2 separate regions of the Mus musculus genome follow, and region 1 is linked to region 2. The links are chromatin loops, found by intact Hi-C in ENCODE. Cell type or tissue: left cerebral cortex. All regions are shown on one strand. Region 1 overlaps Scn4a (sodium channel, voltage-gated, type IV, alpha). Region 2 has its middle 15 kb from the start of Tex2.

Evidence for each region. Hi-C counts contacts between places; a loop is a spot of excess contacts. Peaks named below come from ENCODE experiments on the same cell type or tissue, not always from the same donor. Only the 100,000 strongest peaks of a DNase experiment are listed, where the experiment ranks them.
Region 1: a loop joins it to region 2, with 1.8 times the contacts of the local background. A loop is called at or near these places in 2 of 42 quality-filtered maps.

The regions. Positions count from the first base shown.
Region 1 is chr11:106,323,930-106,328,929 of GRCm38, forward strand. Scn4a (sodium channel, voltage-gated, type IV, alpha) reads right to left here. Exons shown (of 24, transcript NM_133199.2): 15 at 4,091-4,226; 16 at 3,582-3,736; 17 at 2,777-2,950; 18 at 2,202-2,324; 19 at 518-796; 20 at 279-332; 21 at 1-84. Among named protein-coding and RNA genes, the nearest start is that of Cd79b, 12 kb to the left of the region's middle. In left cerebral cortex, a CTCF peak has its summit at 2,099 (motif pointing left); a DNase peak (open chromatin) is centred at 2,095.
Region 2 is chr11:106,625,121-106,630,120 of GRCm38, forward strand. No RefSeq gene overlaps it. Among named protein-coding and RNA genes, the nearest start is that of Tex2, 15 kb to the left of the region's middle. In left cerebral cortex, a CTCF peak has its summit at 2,825 (motif pointing left); a DNase peak (open chromatin) is centred at 2,802.

The DNA.
Region 1 (5,000 bases), 300 kb before region 2:
GGTGAAGAAGGAGCCGAAGATGATAAAGATGACGAAGTAAAGGTACATGTAGAGGTTCACCTCGTAGTCTGGCTGCTCCTCTTTCTGCAGGATGGGGTACACACATGGAGTTTCTCTTTGATCCCCATAGTACTGTGAGGAGGATGCCCCTCCTCCCCAGGCTGCTGGTCTTCCAAGGAGATAGTGTGGTGGGGTGAAGGTGTCAGGTGAGAGTGGGGAGGACAGAATGGACCGCTATTGCTGCTCCTCCAACTTACCAACTCAGTGACCCCACTCACCTCCCGGGAGTCCACAGCTGCATACATGATGTCCATCCAACCCTTGAAAGTGGCCTGAGAGATCACGGCAGGGCATGAGGGGGAGGGGCTCCACCACACACCACCATTCATGTTCTTCCCCCACTTCCCTGATCAAGCCTGCCCCCGAGACCACCTGCCACCCCACTGGGTTCTGATCCGATGAGGCACAACCAGGCACTTCTACCCATTTCTGAGTAGGCTCAGTGGGTGCCACTCACCACCTGAAGAAGAGAGAGGTAGCCGAGACCCACGTTGTCATAGTTGACCTTGACGTTCATCCAGCGGACCTGGCCGGTGTACATGAGGCTCTCACACTCGGACTTGTTGTTGACCACAGAGATGTCGAATCTCTCGGAGGTGGTTGTGTTGATGCAGTAGTAGAACTTTCCAGCAAACAAGTTGACCCCCATGATGCTGAAGATGAGCCAGAAGATGAGGCAGACAAGGAGCACGTTCATGATGGAAGGGATGGCTCCCAGAAGGGCGTTCACCACCACCTAGGGGCCAGGGTGGTGGTTGGGGTCATTGCTAGAGCCACTCCCTGGCATCTGACAGGGGGCTCCCAGCTAAGATCAGCTAGGGGACCATGCAGGAGCTAAGCACTGCCACTCAGAAAGGGGCAGTGTTAGCCAGCCTGGGTGTGAGAGGAGTCTGCTGGGGTCTCTGTGTGTAGGGTAAATGGTAGGATTAGAAGCTACCATGCTGGTCTTCTAGAAAGGCTCTCTGCTTGGCTGGAGTCATTAAGGCAGAGTAAAGGGGCCAGGCTTCTCTGGAAGCAGCCCAGGTCATGGATCACAAAGCACAAGACAAACATTGCTTTCTCAGCCCCCATAGGAAACTCAGCCCACGTGACCCGGCTGTGACCCGGCTTGGCTCACTGCTTCTGTGAGAGACACAGAAATGGCCTAAAAAAGAAACCACCTAGATCTGTGAAGCAACAGGATTCAGGATCAGGTTCCTGACCCTCACCAGCCCCAGCCATACAGGCCTACCATGCTGCGTTAGTCTTGGCTGGATCTGAGAACCGCCACGATCCTTCTTTAGGCCTTTTGAGACCGGGTCTCGTATATCCTACGCTGGACTTGAACTTGCCATATAGCTGAGGGAGACCTCAAGTTTTTGCCACCGCCTCCTGAGCGCTGGGGTCAGAGGGTGTGTGCCACCACACCTCATGTATGAATCTCAGGGGGTTGTCCTGAGCTTACTGCATGCCAGATAAGCACTCGACCATCAGAGCTTACCCTAGCCTGAGTAGTTTCCTTTTAAGTAAGGGCTATGTCATGACCTCTGGACAGAGTTGGTGGCAGGAGCAGGGGTGGGGGCGAGGGGGTGCTGTGTTTCTTCAAATCACTCAGTTGGCTCTGAGCAGATTATTAGTGGGCAGAGGTCTCAGCACCAGGACTGGGGGCCTAGCCTTAGGCCAGCATCTTACATAAACTAGGAAGGGCAGGGTGCTTAGTCTGAGCCTGCTGCTGCCCTGGAATGAGTCTCATCTCCTGTCAGTGGGGGAAGTCCCACTGGTCGTGCCCTGTGTTTACCTGTTATTTCCTCTCTCACAGGCCTTTGGGGATCTTTTCTAAAGTGCCCCCGAACCCAAGGACATGATTCCATGCTCAAGAGGGACAGGCTCAGAACTGAAGCAGACAGAAATACTTGTTCACGTGCTCATGTTACAGGGCCCTATGGGGGGCCCCCAATCTGAGTTGGGAGCCCCCATGAACCAGCAGGTAGATCTTTCTTCCTGGTCTTGCCTCAAGCCTTCCAGGCCACTGCAGCAGCCTCTGCTGCCCTCCAGTGGTAGCAGAGTTAAGTTTAGAATCTACTAGAACCTGGGGTGGGAATGGGGTTACCTGGAGATAGGTCACAGCCCTAAACCTCAGTGTTCCTCTATCCACTACTCACCCTCATGCCTTCAAATCGGGACAGTGCCCTCAGAGGTCGCAGGGCCCGGAGCGTGCGCAGGGATTTGATGGGCCCCAGCTCAGAGTAGCCCAGCCAGTTAGCCACCAGACTGATGATGGAGACCTGGAAGAAGTGCATGCTCAGGAGGTGGAGGGTCCCTGGCTTTCTTCTAGCCTGGGACACATGAGAGAGATACCCCAGTTTCTGTGTGTCTCCTGTAGACCCCATCCCTGATGGATAATCCTGTCTTCTGGGAAGAGTAGGCTTGTGGCCTCTAGCACCTGTAGGACCAGGGTTCACCTCAATGATGTCACCTACAACCATAATTGGGAAGGACAGTACCCATCTCCTCAGGTTCCGTGTATCTATCAAAGAGCATATAAGAATTACACTGGCAGGGAGCATAAGGCTCCAGGTCTGGGCTGTCATGTCTGGGAAGGAAGAGGCTGGTCTATAGGGAGCAGTGCTAACCTGGGAGGTCTGACTGTGTAGATTCAGATAGGTCCTACCTCCCAGAGCCTGGGTTATCTAAAGGCCATGACATCCGGCTGTGTGGCCAGATCCAGGAGACTCACATCCACAATGAGGAAGTCGAGCCAGCACCAGGCGTTGGTGAAGTACACCTTGAAGCCGTAGGCCACCCACTTTAGCAGCATCTCCAGGATGAAGATGTAGGTGAAGACCTTGTCAGCATATTCCAGGATGGTTTGGATGACTCGCCGCTGTTCAATGTAGATGTCCTCGAAGGCCTGGGGACACCAGTATAACCCACAATGACCAGGGGCTCAGCAGCTGGGGCAGCAAGCTCTGTTCCCCATCCTGCCTGCTGTTGCTGGTTTCACGGGACATAGGCTGTAGCACCTCTGGGAATCTTCCATTCCCAGCCCTATCATCAGGAGGGGGAGGGGCAAGATGCCTGGTAGGGAAGGAGGCTTAGCTCTCAACTCTCTGCTGGGGGTCCACAATAACGTTATCTTCAGTTCTGACCGCCCTTAACTCCAAATTCCCAGGGCCCACCTACCTTCCTATTGGCTGAGGGGACAGGGTTTTCAAAACAAAGGGACCAATCTTTTACTTTAAGAAACTGACGTTGAGTGGGGAAATGCCTTATCTGTCGTGCAAGCATGAGAGCTGAAGTTTGGATCCCCAGAACCTGTATGGAAGCCGGGTGGCAGCAGCAGCCTGCCTGAAACCCCAGGCTTACAGGAGACAGAGACAGGGAATCCCTTAAACAGCCCAAACATCGAGCTCTGAGTTCAGTGAGAAACCCTGCCTTAATGCAAAAGATGGAGAACAATTGAGAAAGACATGATATGGAAGCCTTAGGAAGCAAGGCACCCATTCCTGCTCCCGCCCTGTCCCCTGGGGGAGGGTGCCTACCAGGGCCCCGCTGCTGAGCAAGATCATGAAGACGATGAAGGTCTCAAACCAGTTGTGCTCAACAATCTTGAAGCAGGCCCTGCGGAGTGTCCACCACATTTTCCCGCGGCCCTGGGAGATGTCCACATAGAGGCAGGGGCAGCGCTTCACACAGGCTGGGAGGCAGGACGGGAACATGTCACTGGCCTTCGGATGTTTCAGAATGCACCTCCCCACCCTCTGCCATGCTACCCCAAGACTGGGGCCCCACCTCCTCCCCACAACTGGCTCCATCTGGTTCACACAGCAGGGACTCAGGGACTCTCTACAGCCCAAAACTAAAATGCTTCACAAGGAGGCTCAGGACGCCAGCTCTTCCCATGATCCCCCATCTCAACAAGCCTAGGCTCTTTGGTAAAATGCCTCTGGGGCTCAAGTGTCGGCTCCCCAGGTAAGGCAAGGTGAGCAGAACCATTTCTGTGGTTCTCCTCTGGCCTGGGTGTGGGTGTGGTCTGTAGGGGTGGCCTCACCCTCTGTGAAACACTCCTCAGGTAGCTCCCCCTCAGGGTTCTCCTCAGCCTGCTCCTCAGGGTCCTCTTCGGGGGGCTTGTAGTCAGCTGTGCTGCAGACGGAGGAGTTCCCGTCGTACAGAGGCTGTAGTGGCTTCTGTGGGGACCACAGGGCATGTGACTCCTAGGTCCCAAGAGATCCCTTCATTCTCCCAATAGGTGGGAGTAAGGGAGACCAGAGAGAAAGAAGAGAATAGAGCAGGAGCCACTCATCCATTAGTTCATTCATTCATTCATTCATTCATTCACTCAGCCCTTATAAAACTACCACTGTGCCCTGGCAAAGGCACCCTAGTGACAAAAATGTCCTCAGTTCTGCCCTCGTGGTACGTGGCATCTAGGAAAGCACAGGGGTGACGTGAGGAAGCCTGGGGAGGAGAGTGGGGAGGACGGGAGATGGGCTGAAGGATGGCTGGGGGGGGGGCTGGTTGGCTCAGCCCTGTGGGGTCCTAGGAGGTGTAGGGATATATGAAGGAGTCAGTAGAAGAAAAGAGGCCTGAAGGTGCTTTTGCAGGAGCAAGGTTAAGAAGCGGAGCCAAGACAGATCTGGGCTGCCACAGCTGCAGAGAGCAGGCACATGGTGCCCCCAGAGTCCAAGCCTTGCCACCCCCAGGGTCTATTTGGCTGAGAGACCCAGAAAGGATGGAAAGTTTTCCCCAGCCAAGGCTCCGGTGTGGCGCCAAGGGAATCTGATCACGGTGGGGGCAGGGTGTGGTGGCAGGGTGTGGGGGCAGGGTGTGGGGGCAGGGTGTGGGGGCTGGTACTCTGGCTTAGCTAAGTTTCCTCCCACCTCCTAGCACTGTCCCAGGCCAGATTCTCAGGCTGGCCTCCATGCTTCAGGGAGATCCTTCACGGTGAAATCTCTGAAGAG
Region 2 (5,000 bases):
GTCCCTCTGCTTCAATGACTCTAGTGTGTGGCATGTTGACATAAATGAGCGAGCCATCACATCATCAAAGGCCAAGCCCTGTAGCAATTGGTTAGAGTAGTCCTGCCTATTTGTTAGAAGATGACTAGCCTGTCACAGTACCAGGGGCCTGAGCTAAGTTTAACTCAGGGTTGTGGTCCCTGTTTCTGGGAAGATCTCAGCCACTGGTTCATGAAGTTCCTCTGTTTACCAAAGAGCCTCCACTTAATCTTACCAGCAGAGCCTCCAGCCATGGGTGAGGTGAGGTCCGGAGGATTCCCACTAAAAAAACCTGAACTCATCAAAGCCAGTAAGTCAAGAAGCTATGGCTCCTGGTCACAAGTACAGCTAACTGGGGAACTTGGCTTCCCCTCCTGATCCCAACTCTTGCTCCTCTCTGTCTTGTCTCCCTCCGGAGTCACACTGAGCACTTGTAGAAGTGGCCCGTTTTAGTTGCTATTGGCAACAGCCACTGGCCCTCCCTGACTCTGCACCTCCATCATCTCTGCACCATCATCATGAGGAGTAAAGCCATGTTTATTAAGCTAGGAAGACCCGACTTCAAAGCTATCCAGTCTCCCGAGGTTGGAGGGCATGATGTCACTTATTGATCCAGGCTAGGGATGCAGCAGGCCATGACTGGGCCCTCCCAGGACACCACCTAGTGGGAAGCACCAGTCTTTACTCTGGCTTTTTTCTCCTTTAGTGTTGTTTTTGTTGTTTCTATTATTGCTCTGTGTGTGTGTGTGTGTGTGTGTGTGTGTGTGTGTGTGTGTGTGTCTGTGTGTGTCTGTGTCTGTGTCTGTGTGTCTGTGTGTGTGTCTGTGTCTGTGTGTCTGTGTTTGTCGCACCTGTGGAGGTCAAGAGGTTCTGGGTTGTTTGGCAAGTGAATTTATCTGTTCAGCCAGCTCCCCTCCCCTTTCCCTCTGCCTTTCTTCTATTGTATTTCCTTGCTCTCACCTTTCAAAACTCACACTTCTGGAATGGCCTGACAATGGGGCAGTTCTCCTTGGCCTTTGTAAAATAAAGGTTGCTTTGACTCGGGAATCTCAAATAAAAACCAATTACATCTCTAACCCTGCTCTTTGTAGTTTTAATCTCTTGATCCATCCACTGGCACCTTCCAACTCACCCAGGACTCTCTGACTTGGCCTGGTCTCTCTTATTGCCTTCAGGCTGTGGTGGGACAGAGATGCCCGGCCACACATTTCTGGTGGTCCGTTTCATATGATCTAATGAGGCTGGTGCCAGGAAGCCCAGGAGGAGGATGGATGGGGCGGGCCATGAGATGACCACTGTATCCTGGAACAAAATCCCCACAGCCCTGCTCTCTTCATGGAGAAATGAAACACATTGGGCTGCAGAGATGGCTCAGTTGTCAAGAGCACTGACTGCTCTTCCGGAGGTCCTGAGTTCAATTCCCAGCAACCACATGGTGGCTCACAACCATCTAGAATGACTGGAGTGAGCGGGGTCAGAGCAAGAAAGAAGAAAAAAAAAAAAAGAAAGAAAGAAATGAACCACAGGACACTGGTGCCCACCTATGCTCCCAACAGAAGCAGGGGGATCTCTGGGTTTAAGGCTAGCCTGGGGGTTGGGGATTTAGCTCAGTGATAGAGCACTTGCCTAGCAAGCAGAAGGCCCTGGGTTTGGTCCTCAGCTCTGAGAAAGAAAAAAAAAAAAGACAAAATAACGAAAGCTAGTCTGGTCTACAGAGTGAGTTCCAGGGCAGCTGGGGCTGCACAGAGAAATCCTGCCTCAAAAGCAAAAACAAACAGACAGAGTGATTTGAGGATAGAGAGGATGGCCTGTGTTAGTTTCCCTTTTTCTTCTCTCCTGCCCACAATTGCTGTTTTAACAATATTTGGACAACATGGGAAAATCTGAGTGTCAAACAAACAAAACTCGAGAGAACTTAGCATCCACAAAGATCCTACCTGTCCATGCCGAACGCGGAAAAGACCACCGTGTAGGGGGCACCCTGCTGGAGGCAGCCCATGACTGATTCCTTGATGCTTTGAAGGGCAAGACAGCCAGGGGCCTGCAGGGTGTTACTCCAGGTTCTCATGCAGCTGGGTACGAACTGCAGGGACCTTTCCAAGACCTAGCTACTAAATTCATGTGTCAGTGACAACTCTTTCTAATCTTGATGCTCTCGAAGACCACCCTGGGAGACAACATGGGAATCTGTGTGAGCGCGCCCACCTCCTCCTATGGCCCCTTCCCCTGCCGCCAGACACGGGCTTATGATCTTTTTCCTCTAAGAATGAAATCAAACCTGTCACCTAGGTAACCGTTTCCTTTGGCCTTAAGTTGTAAGTTGAGAGTGGCCTATGTAGCTCTGCTCCTCTCTTGCTGTGGTCTCGGCGTCTTCTTTGTGGCACTTTTTTTTTTTTTAACACATTTAAAAAAAATTTTTTTTTAGATTTATCTATTTATTTTATGTAAGTACACTGTAGCTGTCTTCAGACACTCCAGAAGAGGGAGTCAGATCTCGTTAGGGATGGTTGTGAGCCACCATGTGGTTGCTGGGATTTGAACTCCGGACCTTCGGAAGAGCAGTCGGGTGCTCTTTTGTGGCACTTGATGAGAGAGATTCAAGTCATTCATTACTGGTGTTCCCAACCCAGGTCTTTGACTTCCAGAGGATCAGCGACCAGCTCTCGTCCTTGTCCTTCCCCAAGGCCAGTTTGCCACAGTCCCTATAAACACTTGTTACTGACAGAATGGGGGTTCTTCACACAGCTGTGTTCTCTTCGGAGTGGGTGGAAGAGCTATTAGCTACTCAGCTCGTTCGCACCACCTTGTGGTCCAACTGGGTAACTACTCCAGTTATAAAGCCCTGGCTGGCACTGAATTTCAAGCAATTCTCCTGCCTCCACACTCCTGCCTCTGTCTCATGAGTGCTGAGATTACAGAGATTTATCATGAGATAGTTTATTGCTTGTTTGTTTGTAGACAGGGTATCTCTGTACCCCTGGCTGGAACTCACAATGCAAACCAGGCTGTCCAGGAACTTACAGAGATCTGCCTGCCTCTGCCTTCCCCCAAGTGCTGGGGTCAAAGGTGTGGGCCACCATACCCAGCATCAGTGGATAGTTTTAAGCAACTATTCTTAGAAAAAAATAACCTACTGTCTTAGTCAGGGTTTCTATTTCCGCACAAACATCATAACCAAGAAGCAAGTTGGGGAGGAAAGGGTTTATTCGGCTTACACTTCCATTCTGCTGTTTATCACCAAAGGAAGTCAGGACTGGAACTCAAACAGGTCAGAAAGCAGGAGCTGATGCAGAGGCCATGGAGGGATGTTCATTACTGCCTTGCTTCTCCTGGCTTGCTCAGCCTGCTCTCTTATAGAACCCAAGATTACCAGTCCAGAGATGGTTCCACCCACAAGGGGCCTTTCCCCCTTGATCACTAATTGAGAAAATGCCTTACAGTTGGATCTCATGGAGGTATTTCCTTAACTGAAGCTCCTTTCTCTGTGATTACTCCAGCTGTGTCAAAACTAGCCAGTACATCTACTGAATAATTCACTTGACAATGGTACACCTCTATAAGCATTAAGGACATCACACTAGGTCACCTACAGTGTGGCTACCCATGCACCTTGGTCCATGGTCACAGGAGTATCCCAAAGGCCTTATTGATCTTAGGTGAGGAACACCTGTCTGAGCATCCATCCCCCACCCCACCCGTGTGTGTGTGTGTGTGTGTGTGTGTGTGTGTGTGTATTCCACTCTCTCCAAAGCTAGTCTATATCTACTCTAAACCTTTCTGGGAAACTGTCTCTGTCCCTCAGAGACCAGCTGGCCCAGTGTTTTAGGCCAGTTTTTAAAAATCCCAACACCTGCCTGCCAGCATGTCACCTGAGGGAGGTGGAGCCCAGGAGGAGCAGGCACCTGGATTCTCCTTGGTAACTCTACCCTCTTGGGAATCTTCCCGGTCACCTTGTCTGTATACAGGCCAAGCTGGGAGTGGTGTTGTTAACCATGCCAAGCTGAGGAAGGGAAACCTGAGGCTCCCAGAAGCCAGTGCCCTCAGAGGGGACAGCGGCCGCCTCTGCAGCCTGTTGGCATAGCTAGTCTGATGTTGCTACCCAGAAATCTTGACATAGGTGTTCAGACAGAGCTTGGTACAGAAGCTCGGTGGGCTTGGGGGCCTGGGAGTTCTCAGATGATGTCTGTGAAATGAAGACAGCATCAGCAAAAGCCTTGCAGCGCTGAAGTAAAGATTACCTATGGTCTCTGTTCACATTTAGTCATAAGTATTTGTGGACCCCCTCTGTGGTGGTTTGAATATGCTTGGCCCATGAGAAGTGGCACTATTAGGAGGCATGCCTTCATTGGAGGAGGTGTGGAGGGAGAGGGGGAGGGGGAGAAAGAAGGGGAGGGTAGAGGAGGAGGGGTGACCTTTGACTTTTCCCAGACTGCATGCCCTGTCCCCTAGCACTGTGGTAGGTATAATAAGAGTGTCGCATGTGAGTATCCTTGCTTTTTAAATGTACTTTAAAAAATTTAAAAAACAGCTGGGTGTGGTGGCCCCTATAATCCCAGCACCCCAGAGGAAGAGGATGGCAAATGGGAAGCCAGTTTGAGATATGTTCTCAGTCTGCATATAGGGACTCAGTCTCAACCAGGGATGGCGTCTTATGCCTGCAATTCCAACACTTGGAATCTAAAGTTAGGAGGATCAGGAGTTTAAGGCCAGTTTAGGTTACATAGTGTGTTTAAGGACAGTCTGGGCTACATGAAAGGGAAGGAAGGGAGGAAGGAGGAAGAAAGGAAGAGAGGGAAGGAGAGAGGAAGGGAGGGAGGGAGGGAGGGAGGGAGGGAGGGAGGGAAGGAGGAAGAGAAAAGAGTAGAGGGAAGGTGTCTTAGTTAGGGTTTCCATTGCTGTGAAGAGACACCATGACCAAGGCAATTTCTATAAAAGACAACATTACATTGGAGGTAGCTTACAGGTTCAGCGGTTCAGTCCAT